2 separate regions of the Mus musculus genome follow, and region 2 is linked to region 1. Evidence: chromatin loops called from intact Hi-C (ENCODE). Cell type or tissue: left cerebral cortex. All regions are shown on one strand.

Region 1 (8,000 bases):
GGAAACAGTGAGTGCATACCATGTGTGTTCTTTTGTGATTGGGTTACCTCATTCAGGATGGTATTTTCTAGTTCCATTTATTTGTCTAAGAACTTCATGAATTTATCGTTTTTAATAGCTGAATAGTTCTCCATTATGTAAATATACCACATTTTCTGTATCTATTCCTCTGTTGAAGGACATCTGAGTCTTTCCAGCTCCTTGGCTATTATAAATCAGGCTGCTATGAACATATTGGAGCACATGCCCTTATTACATATTGGCGCATCTTCTGGGTATATGCCCAGGAGTGGTATTGCTGGGTCCCCAGGTAGTACTATGTCAAATTTTCTGAGGAATTGCCAAACTGATTTCCAGAGTGGTTGTACCAGCTTGCAATCCCACCAGCAATGGAGGAGTGTTCCTCTTTCTCCACATCCTCGCCAGCATCTGCTGTCACCTGAGCTTTTATTTTAGCCATTCTGACTGGTGTGAGGTGGAATCTCAGGGTTGTTTTGATTTGCATTTCCCTGATGGCTAAGGATGTTGAACATTTCTTTAGGTGCTTCTCGGCCATTGTATGTTCCTCAGTTGAAAATCCTGAGTGAGGTAACCCAAAGGAGCCTGATATGGCTGTCTCCTAAGAGTCCCTACCAGAGCCTTACAAATACAGAGATGGATGCTTGCAGCCAACCATTGGACTGAGCTTGGGGTCCCCAATAGAGGAGCTAGAGAAAGGACTAAAGGAGTTGAAGGGGATTGCAACCCCGCAGGGAGAACAACAATATCAACCAACCAGTCTCTCAAGAGCTCAGAGGGACTAAGCCATCAACAAAGGAGTGCACATGGCTACAGCTACATATGTTGCAGAGGATGGCCTTGTCATGCATCGGTGGGAGGAGAGGTCCTTGGTCCTATGAAAGCTCGATAGATGCTCCAGTGTAAGGGGAACTGAGGGCAGGGAGGTGGGAGTGGGTGGGTTAAGTAGAGGAACATCCTCATAGAAGCAGGACCAGAGAGGATGGAATGGGAGAGAGGGGACCGGGGAAGGGGATAACATTTGAAATGTAAATTTTAAAAAAATCCAATAAAAAAAAAGAAAGAAAAAAATTGGAAACAGATCTTTTCTGGCTAAGACTGCTGATGAGGTCCCCACCCTGGCAATACATTGACTGCTGCCTGCAAGAGAAGCCATGGCTAGCTCTTTGTCATGAGAGCATAATCAAGTGCCGATGTGAAATAAGTGGTATTCCCATGTATGTACATTATAACTTTTATCAATGTTCTGATGTGGGTGAAAGTTGTCAGGCTGCATCTTGCATCCACTCACGAGAATAAATAGAGTCAGAAATTGAACTTGTCATGCAATAAGTTTCCCTGTAAAGAAAACAGTTGAGCTGATAAGCTCATATGAATCTTTAGTATAGAAACAAAGGGTTTCTATAAATCCTAAAAATGGATTTTCAATGTCAGGACCCACAAGCTAAGTCCTAGGACCCTCGGAGTGAAAGATTAAAGTCTTATTGTACTCGGGTGTCCTTCTTGAAACAGTAGCTGTCTCCTTTGTGGGCTTCCCAGAATAATCAGAAGTGGAAGCCGGGTAAAAGTTGGAGTCTGAAGATCATGGCTCCCACCCTGTCAGCCCAGTGTGCTCTGAAATCAACCATTAAACCGTATTTGATTTGCAGCTGCAGTAGCGAAGTCAGATCCCAAGTTCTCCACGCTTAAGCGTCTCCATGTGCATAACGGATGCCACACTTCAGATGCCACACTTCCAGGGACTCTGGGCACATTTTGATGTGCTGCTTTCTTCAAAGGGCTTCTCCCAGCACTTGCTGAATGTGAGTGAAAGTGCCAGCCAGCAGCACCACAACTGCTGTGACCAGCCTAAGCCCTACTCTGCCTTCCTCCTGGGCAGAGGGATTCGCACATTCGGTGGCAGCTGCATTTCCTACCAGGCTGAAGACCCTGCACATCTTAAAGTTCCAGCCTTGGCTTCCCAGGAGGAAGGCAGTTGACTGTGGCTCCTGCCTCCCTGGGGCGGGGTAGTAGAGGATGAGCCGAGAATGAGGCCACACTCTCCAAACAGGACTGGCTCATTGAAATAGCACAAGCAAAGCTTTAATTCTTTCCTACCAGGTAACAGCAATCAACTTTTAGAAACATGGCTGTACTATAAGTACAAAATCTTCAGTTTAGCTTTCTGTCTTAAAAGGAGCTCTGAGGTTCAATCAGGTGTGTTGGACTAAGACTGAGTGGGTTTTCCCCCCAATAATTTATCAATTATTTATTCACTTTACATCCCAATAACACATCCCCAACCTCTCCTCCGGGCCCTGCCCTTACAGGACCCTCCTCAGAGAAGAGAGGGTGGGGCTAGATATCCTAGAGTGGAGTGGTACCCAAGGGAAGCGTCCCCTTCTCTAATTGGATTTTTTTTTTAAAGCCACTTAAAACAGAGGTGGCTGGAACTAACAAAGGAAGAACAGTTCAGACAAAAACCATCTCGACAGCAGGGCGCATGCTCAACTGACTGCCTTTCTGGGTGGGAAAGTAACACTTTTTGGTCTTGGGGTTGAAATCCTTCAAATTCTAGAATGTTTGAAACTGTTTTAGACCTGTAGAATTCTGAAGAGCAAAGTCCCAGAGCCTCAAATGAGCTGCACTCTTGATGTCCTGTGCTCTGCCAGGTGATTGGCATGAGAGCGGGGAGGCTGGGTGCTGTTTCGTCCACAAAAGCATGAAAGATTCTTACCTAAACAGTCGCTTCTAGCCACACCCACCCAAAACCTTGATGAACAATTTAAGCTCTATCTACTCCCCCATCCTACTCCTAACCCTCTTCCTCTCCAAGTTCTTTCCCGAAGGCCCATTGGGAGCTGAAGGCTTGGAAAAGCCATGACCCTGCCTTGGTCTACCTTGGCTCTTCCCCTTTAAGTGTCCCTTCTACCCAACCCATGATATTCACACAGTGGCATAGAAGGAAATACATCTTTATCCTTTTAGCTGTAAGTCAACAAGACCAGAAGAAAGGCTTGGTGGCACACATCTTTAATCCCAGCACTTAGGAGGCAGAGGCAGGCAAATCTCTGTGAGCTTGAGGCCAGCCTGATCTACATAGTGAGTTCCAGAACAGCCAGAGCTATGGAAAGTGCCTAGGGAGAATTGGCACTACCTTCCTGGGTTATAGAGAGATATCCCTAATTCTAAGCCCAAAAGCATAAACACTGGAACATGAGATCTAAGATATAGAAGGAAAGAGAAACACCCCTGCACCTTTGATGCCCCATCTTGTATTTTGGGAACAACACTGACAACCATTCATTAGACTTAGGATGGGATGGTAGCTCATAGAACCTAGAACTTAGGCCTTCTGAGGTGGGGGTGGGGTGGGAGGCTAAACTCAAACCATCGAGTGAGCAGTGGTAGCCGTGCCTCTCTGTACAATTTGAAAGGAATGTGTATTTCTTCATTCAGTGCTTACCATAGCCCAGGAAGGGGACTACCTTTCCATTCCTTAGTGGTGAAAAATAAAATATATCCAAAATAAAAGATTTCCTAGGTTCCTTCACAGAGCCACACAGATGTCCATATTCTGGCACTTGATTCAAGCCACCTGTCATTTTCATAACCATAAAGTGGGAGAATTATCAGCCCCCTTGACGCACTACATCTACCCAGGTGTGACCCAAGAGGAGACAGATGAAATACAGGTCCTTATTTTCTGTCCTTGATATCCTTGGGAGATAAAGGTACATTAAGGAGGTGTCATATATGTCTGAATACATAGTCTTAGCTTGTTTTTTGTTTTGTTTTGTTTTGTTTTGTTTTAAAAACAAAACAAAACTATTTCTCATCTCATCCTTCTTCCTGCCCTCTTAGCAAATTGCTGTCTTGTTTGATCCTCTGTAACCAGTGGCTTGGACCTGAGATGGGACGAGAAGAAAGTCAAATGAAAAGCTTCTCCTGGTAGCAAGCAGAGTGGAGAAGCAGGCAAAAAGACAGTGAGATTCATGAGGACAAACTGGCAGAGGGAAATAAGAGAGGAACAGAACTTCCCATGAATTAATGGCGCTCAAGGAACACGAGTTCCCCCATGAAGAGGTGGCATAAAGCTTGGGGGATCAAGTTAACGAGTCATCAAAATTTTGGTGTCATTTAGGTGATTGCTCTCCATCCCCTAGGTAGTAAATGAGTGGAGAATTACATTGATGTGACATCACAGAATCCATTCCAAAAGTTGCAGAGATATCCAGATGAGCATCTGCGCCATCGTCATGCTCCGCCGTATAACCCTCCCCTTATCAAAATCAATAAGCATGGGGGAAAAAATCTAGTGTGTGCTCCCAGAAGGTGCAGGCAAGAGGAATTCTGTTGACACCTCTGCTGGCGGAGAGGCAGCTTCCGGAGGAGTTCATGTCTGACTGGTTCCCCAGCTGTTCTCCGTTTGCCCCTGCCAGGAGAGGATGGGAACAGCTGATGTCCTCGCCCACAGCTTAGCTTGGCCCCATCATTTGCACATCCACCCCTGCAGCTGCCAAGGCAAAGAATGACCTGCCAACGGGAGAGCAGCTGCCTGATTTCCTGATGAATATTCTCAGGACTGGAAGCTGAGACCCGGTCCCCCTGGAGCGGGTTCAGTTTCTTTCAGCACATCCCTAGGATTCGCATGCTCTACATGCTCCGAGGTGAGAGCCTGCGTCTGGTTTTCACACCATGGTAACCCCCAGCTCCTAGCCCAACTCTTGGATCACAGTGTGCAGGAAGGAAACGTGTTGATTCATATGCGGCCTGCTGGCTCGGAAAACATGGTGACCCCGAAGAGGACTTGCCACTGAAACACATGCAAATGTTAAACGTGACACCCACATTGAAGGACCCATATAACTGAACTTGAGAGAAAAGGAAGAGAATTAGAGGGAATTAAAGGAATTCTAAGCAAAGACATTCGGACACTTCAATACCTTGGAAGCCAGGAGGTCTGGTGGATACTGGCCCAACTCCAGTCATGACAGAAGTATGACTTGAACACAGAGGAGATTGACAGCTAAGACACTTGACTAAAACCAGGGCCTGGATTAGGGGTTTAGTGTTGGGCACAGTGCTTGCCTAGCATATGAAGCCCTGGCTTCCATCCCTGACACCACAATCTCCCCATTAAAAACAAAAATCTAAACAGATCCTTGAAGGGCTGTCCTTCCCAAGTTTTTATAACTTGGGGGTTATAAAAACAACTAAGTTTCTCAGGGAACCTGCAATCTCTCAAGTCACTTATTTTCACCCCCATATCTGTTGAGTTTTAGATAGCAGGCTCAAAAAAATACCAGCACTGCTGACAATGTCCTGACTGCCAGTCTGGGCTCGGCTCAGGCTGCAGGCTGACCAGGTAAAGAGAAGGATTGCCACCTAAAGCCAGCATTACCCCTATTTACCCTGTTCAGCCAACTACCTCCTCCAGTGAGCATTGAACTTCTGATTGACACAAGCAAGCCTGTAACAGACCTAAGTCTCCACACTAGTTCTCAGGCTGTTCTTACCCATACCACAAGCTGTTCTAGCTCGCATGCCTCTCTTAAAATAGGCAAATCTTTCCTACCTTTTTCCTGTCCTTTCTGATCCTGGAGAGACAGCAGTGGCAGTTTGATCCCCAATAAACCTTTTTATTTTTTATTTTATTTTTTTTTTACCTACAGAGTGGTTTAGTTCTGTGGCTTCACTGTGCCCTCACTTACACTAGGGACTCAGAACTTCATGTCTTTGCCACTTGGGCGTACAGAACAAGCTTACAATAAACATGTGGTATAAAAGTTCCAAGTTGGGGAATAGTGTGCAAGAATGGCTTCAGACAAGTGAACACCCAGGAACCTGTTAGTCTTAAACAATCTCTGCTCTACAGGAAAGTTCCTGAATTTACAGCATGGCTCATAGTGTACAGGAGAAGAGGGCTGAGAAAGGGAAAGCAGAAACCTCTGAAAGAGATGAGCTGTGATAATAAAGAAAAATAAGATTTTACTCTAAGCTCTTGAGGTTCTGGGAATTGGCCAGTGAAACAATCTGGAGGGAATGACAATATCGTATACCTAAAGACGGGAAGAGCTTGAAGGCAACCTCAATGAAATGAACGAGTTATCACTTCAAAATGTATCTAGCGAGTTTGAAGAACAAAATGAAGCTTTCACAAATGAACATTTAAAAAACATCGGGAAACATAAAGTGAGTCAATAAGTAGTCCAGACAGTCAACTAGGCACAGCTAAAAGGAGAATTGGGAAGATCAAATCTAGTCTTAGACATGTTACCTGTAATAAAAAGAAGGTAAAGAAAGATCAAGGTATAAGCAGAAGCTATGAACAGGGTCACTGACTAACAAGGTCCAATGGCAAAAAAGAGTTTCAAATCAGGTAATAAAGGGAAGGATGAAGGTTAATCATCTTTATCATGGTCTGGATTCAAGAAACTCAGGCAATCCAGGCCTGCTGGTATAGGTCTTAATCCCATTTACCTGGGCAGTTAAGGAAGGGGGAATCACAGGTTCAATATCTGTCTGAGCTATGGAGTGAGTTCAAGGTCAGGTTAATCAACTTAATAAGAGTCTACCTTATTCAGCCAAAGACAGCTTGGGATGTAAAGTGGCAGTACCTTTGTGAGTATGTCTGAGGCCCTAGGTTCAATCCTGAGTACCACAAGAAGACAAAGGAGAAGGAAGAAACATACGTGAATGAAAAAAAAGAAAGAGAAGAGGAAAAAGGGGGGTTAGAAAGACCATGGGTGTGGTAGTGACATAAAGCCAGGTATAAATGATAAATAGAAATTATTCCTTTTCAGCCATACACTAACACAAATTCATATTGACAAGATTATAGAAACATGTGCACACACATGTAAAAATACAGACCAACAATGAAAAACTGACATATCTAGATAAAAAGACAGATCCAACAAATAACTGTTACTCTAAAGAGACCAATGCCACGTCAGGGAAGGCTGGGATACACCAGGGGATCTCTACTTGCCTGAGGGAAACAACTGTCCATCTAGAATTCAACACAGAGGTAAGCCTGTGAGAGAGTTACAATGGGCATCTTTGGGGACAGCAAACACAGTTTGTTCATCAGAGACTCTCAGTGGAAGACAGCTTTAAGAAGGAGTGAGCTGAATGCAGCAGCAGAGAAGATTTGGTTATATTGGATGAGCCAATCTAAGTGTTGGATGACAACACCAGACCAGAGTCTCTTATGGCCCCACTGCATTGTTTTAAAGTTAAAGACAGAAAGACAGACAGACAGACAGACAGACAGACAGACAACGCTACATGCATACAGATGTCCTTGTAGGCCAGAAGAAAGCATCAGATTCTCTAGAATTGGAGTAATAGGTGACTTTCAGCTTCCTGGCGTGGGATCCGGGAATTGATCCTGGGTCTTCTTTCTGTATGAAGAGCTCATAAGGACTGTTGCATCTCTAAAGTTCTCCCACGTCCAGCAGTTTGAAGAATACATTAGTTACTCTGCCTGTTGCTGTGACAAAAAACACTTAGGAAATGCAACTTAGGGGACAGGTGGCCATTTTGGCTCACAGTTTGCAGTGTCAGAGAAGCCATGGGGATAGGAACAGCCCACGGTTGTGAGAGAGGGAAGCCAATGTCTCTCACATCTCAGGGAGCAGAGATGGGCGAGTCGTGGCGGGCGCTCAGCTGTCTTCCTGCTTTTCTCCCTTTTATTTAACCATGGTCCCCAGGTTGTGGGATGGTACCGTCCACTTCAGCGATCCTTTCCTCCTCAGTTAACCCTGTCTGGATACACCTCACATCACATGGGTGATTCTCCAAGAACCAACCTGTGGGCCACAGCCCCTTCAGGGGTTAAATGATCCTTTCACAGAGATTATATGTCAGATATCCTTCATATCAGATATTGACACTATGAGTCATAAGAGTAGCAAAATTGCAGTTATGAAGTAGCAATGAACATAATTTTATGGTTGGAGGTGATCACAACATGAGAAATGATATTAAAGTGTCAC
Region 2 (8,000 bases), 340 kb before region 1:
GAATCTGATTCATCCTATGTGCACTCTGCTTGAAGGCACACGAGCCTTTCATCCTGGGGCTGGTGTCCTTTGAAACTTACATTTCATTCTGATACATCTTGTCTGTTGTAGACGTCAGAGAGACCTTCCCTGCAGGACACCATGCAACCCTCCCTTCTTCCACCCATCATTCCTCACGCAGGGGAATAAGCTCAGGAGAAAAATCAGGCTTCAGGCTCTGGATGGGATAGGGATGGGAAGGTGAAGGCTACTGTGTCACCCTGGGTCAGAGAAGCTCTGTTCTGGAGCCACCCCTCTAATGCCACACCTTGGAGAAGAGACTGCTTTTCTAGTGGGCTCTGGAGAGGAATAAATGAGGCTGAGGCCCATCTTTATTCTGCAGGCATGTGTTCAGGCAAGCTTCTATCAGCCACGATGCTGACTCCAGGCGACAGGGTCCACAGGATGTTGAATGATTTAACTCAGTCTTGAGCTCATCCAGGGCTGCCTGACCCAGCACCTTGCAAGAAACGGGCATGGGATAAGTTTGAATTGCATAGGACAGAACTTATGTGTAAATATTTACGTTGAGCACAAACATCCTTGAACAGTCAGTTTGCAAATGGTAATGTATGGCTCTGGCCTCTGCAGAAGCTCTGCTGAGGATGAGAGAAATGACAGAAGACAATGGTAAGCTTGCATGCATGGAGCCGTGGGGAAGTGTATTTGAAGGGAAGAAAGCAAGAATGAAGTGAAGCAGAGAGAAAAAGAACTGGAGATAGTGTGTCTCCTCATCAAAGATCAAGCCTTTGAGGCACAAGCCCAAATTTAGTTAGATACAGCATTGAAGCAGAGATACCCGGGATCTACTGAAAGCCCAGTAACGATGTCTGGTCGTAGAGTGAAGCTAAGAATTGAGTCAGATCAGGAGCCACATGTGATCCTGTCCCCTCTGAAGGCTTGTTGTCTTATAATGTGCACCAAAGCGGAGCCATCCCCTCAGCTTCTCTCATAGCAGAGAACTGTCACCTCCCTGCACCTTTTGGTTCCAGCATCCTCTGAGAGGGCAAGAGCAGGGCAGTAGGCTAGCCATTGTCCTGTTTTCTGGCCCTCTAGCCACTGTCCTGTTTTCTGGTTCTCATTTTCTAAGCTCCTGATTACAGAGTTCAGACATCATCCCTTGGAGCCATGGGCTCTTCACTGCTAGCCTCTAGTTAGACTTCTATCATAGAAACCTTAACTCCTGTTGCCCATCAGCATTCCTAGGTGAACTTACCTATGATGTAAGATGTTAGAGTTGTTTTGTACTGCATTGCCTGGCTTCCTAGCTAAACTGATTTGCTTCTGAGCAGCAAACCATCATTAGCTTGATTTCTTAAGGCCTGTTCCCTGCAGTATTTTGCTTGCTGTAGATATAGTAGCTATCAGTTTGTCAGCCGTATCTACCTACTTGAAGACTCTATTTGAAACTCACACGTGTGCAATAATTGTTCAAATGTGAAACTTTGTCATCTGAATATGAATTTTATGGATTAGTGTGATTATTTCTTTTGAAGAACATGTGTGTTGTCAGCTGTGCACCAAACACTGTGTTATGTGAAACTTTTTTGGGGGGAGTATAAACAAATGTTTATTTACTCTAGATAACAAACCAATAACACACTATGAGAACAATTTTACCAAAGAGCCACTTGATGAACCAATGAGATTTTTTTTTTCCTGGGAGGATGTGGGAGAGGTTAGGTATATGAGCATGAGGTCTCCAAAGGTAGTTGTGTCAAAGGTACTGACGAAAGAAAGCTGGAATCCTGAAGCTCTGAAAAACTTTTAGGCAGCTCTATAGGTCAGAGAGTGTGGAGAGCTGTGCCGAGAGCAATCGCGTGTGTGCTGCCAGCAATTGCTGTGGAGAGCCGTGCTGCGAGCAATCGCCATTATTAGATGGCGCTGGCCTCCGCTGTGCCTAACTAGTAAACAAGCCTTGTACGCAGGTGTGAGAGTGAACTCACTCCAAGTCACTCCCATTCTTGGGGTGTAATACTGGGGTGATGGGCGAGCAACGAATCAGGAGCTGTCACGCCATATCAGGCGTTGAAACGTCACGCTGTGGGCTATAAAAGCAGCGCCATTTTCCGTTTCGGGGTCTTCCTGAAGAAGTAAGCAATAAAGCTTTTGCCACGGAAGATTCCGGTTTGTTGCGTCTTTCTTGCTGGTCGAGTGGGACGCAATAAGAGAGTCTCTACTTAGGCAGCTCAGGTGGTGGGAAAGTTCCTTTTCTCTTGTATCCAGGCTGGTGGGAAAATTCCTCCCCCGGCCTTCTGAATCTTACTAGTTTTAGGAACTTGCTAAGACTTGTGAGTTGTTTGCTTTCAGAGACTCATGAGCCTTCCCCATTACTTTCTGGATGGAATGTTTAATTACAACACCACAACTGGCTAGTCCAGATGGGAAAAAGAGGTGGCATGTCACAAAGGTATGGATCTGTGACCTGTCCATTTTTCTCAAGGAATTCAATAAAGCAGGATCAGATTGATACTGATTTATTCAGTGGAAACATTTATAAGTCGATTCTACCTGTTGTTACCTGCTCTTGGGAAATGCTGCCTAGGTGACCTGGCATGTAGGCAAGGCAAAAGCTACACTGTATAAAACTGAAAACCTGCTGTACACATGAAAAGATTTTCTTTGTGAAACCCTCCCCAAGCCAAAAATTTCACTTGCATTGTCAGTGGAAGATTGTGAATACATATAAAACATTCCATCCTCAGACACAACACCAGGCAGGCATCACTGTCAGGAAATGATATAAAACTAGGAAAAGAGCAAGGTGGTCAGAGGCATCCTTGTTTGTCTCCATCTGTCCAGGGGTTATGCAACAAGGCATGTGGTTGAAGGCCTAGAACCAAGGACACTATACAAATTTCGACTGAAGGTCACCAGCCCCTCTGGAGAATATGAGTACAGCCCAGTCGTCTCGGTGGCTACGACCCGTGAGTACACTCTGCTCTATGCTTACTTCTTAGAGATATGAAAAACGCAAAGCAGTTCAGAGGTAAAAACTGACTGCTTTCTCCTAGGCCTCACTGGAAGCAGAAAGCGCTCCATTTGTGAGGTCTGTGGTAACGCCTCCTATCAGCATGGCACAAGGAAGACCAGATATGCTCTTCTGAATTGGGAGAGCTGGCTTGGTGCCGGGACTGTCCTGTCCATGGGCATTTGGCACAGGGTAGGAGCTATCTTTCTTAGGAAGTGGGCCAGCAGGGATGGGCTGAGTGTTGTCTTCTCATGTGTGTCGACTGTACACGGCTTCCATGCATGTGTGTGTCCTGTCTGCCACATACTTCTGGTTCCTTGGGTACTGAAACTGAAGAAAAACATGATCAATATTTTCCCAGCTCCAGGGAGGCAGTCCTCCACAGAGGTGGTCAGGGAGGGTAGCCACACTGCCTCTGACCACCTGTGTTCTGTGGCCTGCCATCATGCCCTCCACGTGACTGAAAATGATTCAGATTTTGAGCTCCCCTGTTGGTCCTTTGGTTACAATGAAGACAAGAGGAGCCCGGCTCTGGATGAACAGACCGGGAGGGGAGTTAGTTAAAGTGGGGGTGGTAGGGGGGATGGGGGAGCTTCACCTGTGTTTCTCACTGGACTACCCAGACTCCTTGTCAGCCCACCGCACATGCTCCACAGGCACAGTTGACTCAGGGCTGGTTCTTGTGCAGGTTTCTCCTTCCCCTGCACAGGCTCCTCCCATTTTGAGGCAGGCCCAGCACTTCATCCATTCTGCTTTACATATTTGCTCTTCCTTTTACCCCCACCTACATTGTAGGCTCCCAGATGGAGGGGTGTGGGTCAGCTATCTCTCCTGGCAGGACTGGTGCGTAGATGATTGAGATTCAGTGGTAGAAGTGGGAGCAGGAAAAGAGATGCACTTCGTTAGGGCAGGCTCCCTCTCCTGTCTTGGGTGGGGACAGATGCATCTCTCACCAACTGGATGAGTCCACCCAAGGCCAGCTGGAGAGGTGCACACAGCTGGTTCTGCAATCAGCTTTGATGGACTCCAAGAGACCTACTATCCGCTGAGTCACACACCTAAGCCAGAGTTCACAGAGAGGGTAGAGGCCAGGCTGACCTTGCAGATCAGCTGACAAGGAACGTGCCTGTGGCTAAGTGTGCTTCTTCTTACCCAGCTGACTTCAGAGAAGCAGCTGCAGACATCTGGCCTAGGAATTTGCCATGATAGTTCTATGGTTTTTGTAGGTAATTAGACCTCTCAGAGGAGAGGAACATGCTGGTGGTGATTGTGCACTCACATGTGCGTGTGTTGGTGTGTATATGTGTGGTGTGGTGTGTGTGTGTGTATGTTATGTGGTGTGTATATGTGTGTATATATGTATGTGCATATATATATATATATATATATACATACATACATATATATATATATATATATATATATATATATATATATATATATATGCAAACAATGCACCTGACTGCTTCTCTGCCAGCCCCATGGACTACGCACCGTGGAGGGATTGGTATCCTCTTTGCCCCATGGGCTATGCTCCGTGGAGGGATTGGTGTCATCTTTGTTGGAGGCAAACAACTGCTGATAGACTGCTGTTCCCTTATTCTATCTTGCTCAGTGTAGACTCTCTTAAGGAGGCAGAGATGCTAAGCAGAGAATTGAGAATGCTCACATTATACAGAGCAAGCAAAAATGCTTCTGTGGGCTGATGATTTGCATTCAGTTTGAGAGTGTTTTAATGAATCACAAAAGCCTGCGCTTTGTTTGAATAAAGGATGCTCAGCCTTTTTTTTTTCCCCTTCCCAGGTAATGTACACGAGGCTCTTGTTTAAATGAAGCATGCAATTTTAATCAGTCAGACCCTTAAAAAGAAAGAAAAACAGCTGCTACTTGTTAATTGGCAAATATCTTCTCCAATGAGTCCCTGATTTATTCACTGCTTTTAATAAAGACCCAAATTCCACCAAGGAAGGTGTTATCCAGTGTCATACTCATGTGCTTATCTGCAGCTAAGTGACCCCAAAGTAGAGTAAGACGGCTTCTCAAAGTCCACCCTACCCATCCCCCAAGGGGTGCCCACTGAGTGCACTGCATCTAACTCAGATGGACACCCCTAGAGCATCCTCAATATGATGCTTGCAGTCACACCACTCAGAGGAATCCAGACTTACCAAGGCCAATGCTAGCCTGTTTTACATTCAGTCACACATATTGAGGCCATTCTCCTGGCCAGGCCTGCAGAGTCTTGAAAAGCTCTTGGCTAGAGGAGTGGAGTATGTTGCTCACCCTGGAATTTCCTCTTTGATCTCCATGACTCCTGCCTGTGGAGGAAGTAGAAGTGGCAGGCAAAGGCCTTTTTATTCTGTCCTATATTTGTGAAATTCTAGCTCACAGGTTTTATTTTTAAAACTATTATTATTATTACTATTACTATTATTATTACTTGTGTGTGTATGTGTGTGTGTGTATATGTGTATGTATGTATGTGTGTATATGTGTGTGTGTATGTGTATATGTGTATATGTGTGTGTGTATGTGTGTATGTGTGTATGTGTGTGTGTGTATGTGTGTATGTGTATGTGTGTGTGTGTATGTGTGTGTGTGTATGTGTATGTATGTGTGTGTGTATGTGTGTGTGTATGTGTGAGTGTGTGTGTATGTGTGTGTGTGTGTGTGTGTATGTATGTGTGTGTGTGTGTGTGTGTGTGTGTGTGTGTGTGTGTGATAGCATGCATGTAGAGGTTAGAAGACAGCTTTATGGAGTTGATTCTCTTTGTCCACCTTCAGGTGGAATTTGGGATGGCATTCAGGTTTCCATGCTTAGGTAGCAAGTGTCTTTGCCCCTGAGGTGCACTGCCAGGCCACCTTAAAAGGTTTTCCTGGGACGATCCACATGGGTCTAGTGGGATCCTCAGTTTGTCCCCATCCTCCTGGGACAGCGTCTTGGAAGCAGGGAAGTACTGACTGAGCTAATGCTGAGAAGGACTCTCATAAGTGACGAGTGCTTTTTTGGTTCTTTTTGCTGGGGCTCAGTAAGGTGGTGTATGAGAACGGGTACTGCTTTCCTTTGTCTTTGTGAGGAGGTCCCTTTGTTCTCAGAATCCCATGTGACGCTCTGAAGATGCCTAGCATAGTCAGGAATAGACACTACATTTATTTTAGCTGTGTCATAACCCCTAGACATCTTTGTTGCATACAGCTCTCAAGTTCATAAGTGTGAAATGAGCTTGTTTTGTTTTCTAATATCTTTGTACAACAGCATTTTCTGGTTAGGATATGCTAGGAAGCACCTTTATCAGGAGGCCTTACTGTGCAGGGAGGTGGAGTAGAGTGAAGTGGAGTGCACTGCAGTGAGGTGCACTGCAGTGATGTGGAGCACAGTGCAGTGATGTGGAGCACAATGCAGTGATGTGGAGCACAGTGCAGTGAGGTGGAGCACAGTGCAGTGAGGTGGAGCACAGTGCAGTGAGGTGGAGCACAGTGCAGTGAGGTAGAGTGTAGTGCAGTGAGGTGGAGCACAGTGGAGTGAGGTGGAGTGCAGTGCAGTGAGGTGGAGCACAGTGGAGTGAGGTGGAGTGCAGTGCAGTGAGGTGGAGTGCAAGTGGAGTGAGGTGGAGTGGAGTGGAGTGAGGTGGAGCACAGTGCAGTGAGGTGGAGTGCAGTGCAGTGAGGTGGAGCACAGTGCAGTGAGGTAGAGTGCAGTGCAGTGAGGTGGAGCATAGTGCAGTGAGGTGGAGTGCAGTGCAGTGAGGTGGAGTGTAGTGGAGTGAGGTGGAGTGTAGTGCAGTGAGGTGGAGCACAGTGCAGTGAGGTGGAGCACAGTACAGTGATGTGGAGATCAGTACAGTGGAGTGAGTGCAGTGCAGTGAGGTGAAGGGCAGTGGGGTGAAGGGCAGTGAGGTGAAGGGCAGTGAGGTGAAGGGCAGTGAGGTAGAGGGCAGGTAGCCAGTAGAGAAATGGGGGAATGCTGCAGGTGCTTCCAGATCTTGCTCTGAATATCACAAGTCCCCAATCACTGAAGCTTTTAGGCATTCACTTTTACTTGACACTTGTTGGGGAGGGCAGGGAGAGTTACATTTGTTTTAGATTCTGTACTTAAAAACATAGTAAGAATAGAAACAACCCCCAAATTAGTCAGCTACCTCAATGCCTATCAAATTAAGGTCCTAGGTGAGACTTGGCCATGAGCTCTGATAATGATACTCCTAACTGGTGACCTTGGACAGTTTAGCATCACTCAGACTTGATTATGTTGAAATCAAATGAACTTTCAACACTTCCATGCTTGACTCTGTGACTGGGCTCTTTTATAGGTGACAGGCTACTTGTGGGCTCCTCTCCCTTATGTAGGAAGGAGGCAGGGAGGGAGCACAGTCTACTTAGATAATCCCCTGAAGTGCAGAGAATCACACAATGGTCTATCAGTGAGTCCACTTCAGTGTAGCTGGATACTTCAACCATGACACAGTTGACATACTGGCTCTGGTTAGGTCCTGAGTGATGGCGGGATGTCCTGTGTGTTATAGGTTACTAAGCAGTACTCTGGGTCCTTCTCTGCAAGTTACCAGTAGCATCTCCCGAGTTGTGACAACATAGGTCTTTAGACATTGTCAAATGTCCCTGAGAGTATAAAGCCATTCCAGCTCTGAGTTCCTTCAGTGGTTCTCAACCTTCCTAGTGCTAGGACCCTGTAATACAGTTCCTCATGTTGTGGTGACCCCCAGCCCCCAACCATAAAGTTATTTTGTTGCTACTCCATAGCTGTGATTTTGTTACTGTTATGAATTATCATGCAAATATCTGATATGCAGGATATTTGATAGGCAACCCCCATAGGGGTGGAGACTCACACAGGTTGCTTTAGTGAAATCCATGGCTAGGCAAGACTTTCCTTAGACAAACAGGGCTAGCCAGGTTCTTGGCTTTGAAAGCTTATCACAATATCTTAACTTGAGTAAAGACCCCTGTGCCTAGCAAAGTCTATGAGTTTTAC

The links. Hi-C counts contacts between places; a loop is a spot of excess contacts. Peaks named below come from ENCODE experiments on the same cell type or tissue, not always from the same donor. Only the 100,000 strongest peaks of a DNase experiment are listed, where the experiment ranks them.
Region 2: it touches region 1 in a loop (4-fold over the local background); 2 of 42 quality-filtered maps call a loop at or near these places.

The regions. Positions count from the first base shown.
Region 1 is chr7:134,203,624-134,211,623 of GRCm38, forward strand. All of the region lies in intron 1 of Adam12 (a disintegrin and metallopeptidase domain 12 (meltrin alpha)), which reads right to left. Among named protein-coding and RNA genes, the nearest start is that of 5830403F22Rik, 13 kb to the left of the region's middle. In left cerebral cortex, no CTCF peak of the experiment used is centred here; a DNase peak (open chromatin) is centred at 4,487.
Region 2 is chr7:133,859,262-133,867,261 of GRCm38, forward strand. It overlaps Fank1 (fibronectin type 3 and ankyrin repeat domains 1), which reads left to right. Exons shown (of 11, transcript NM_025850.2): 3 at 2,842-2,966. Among named protein-coding and RNA genes, the nearest start is that of Gm51500, 71 kb to the right of the region's middle. In left cerebral cortex, no CTCF peak of the experiment used is centred here; a DNase peak (open chromatin) is centred at 4,679.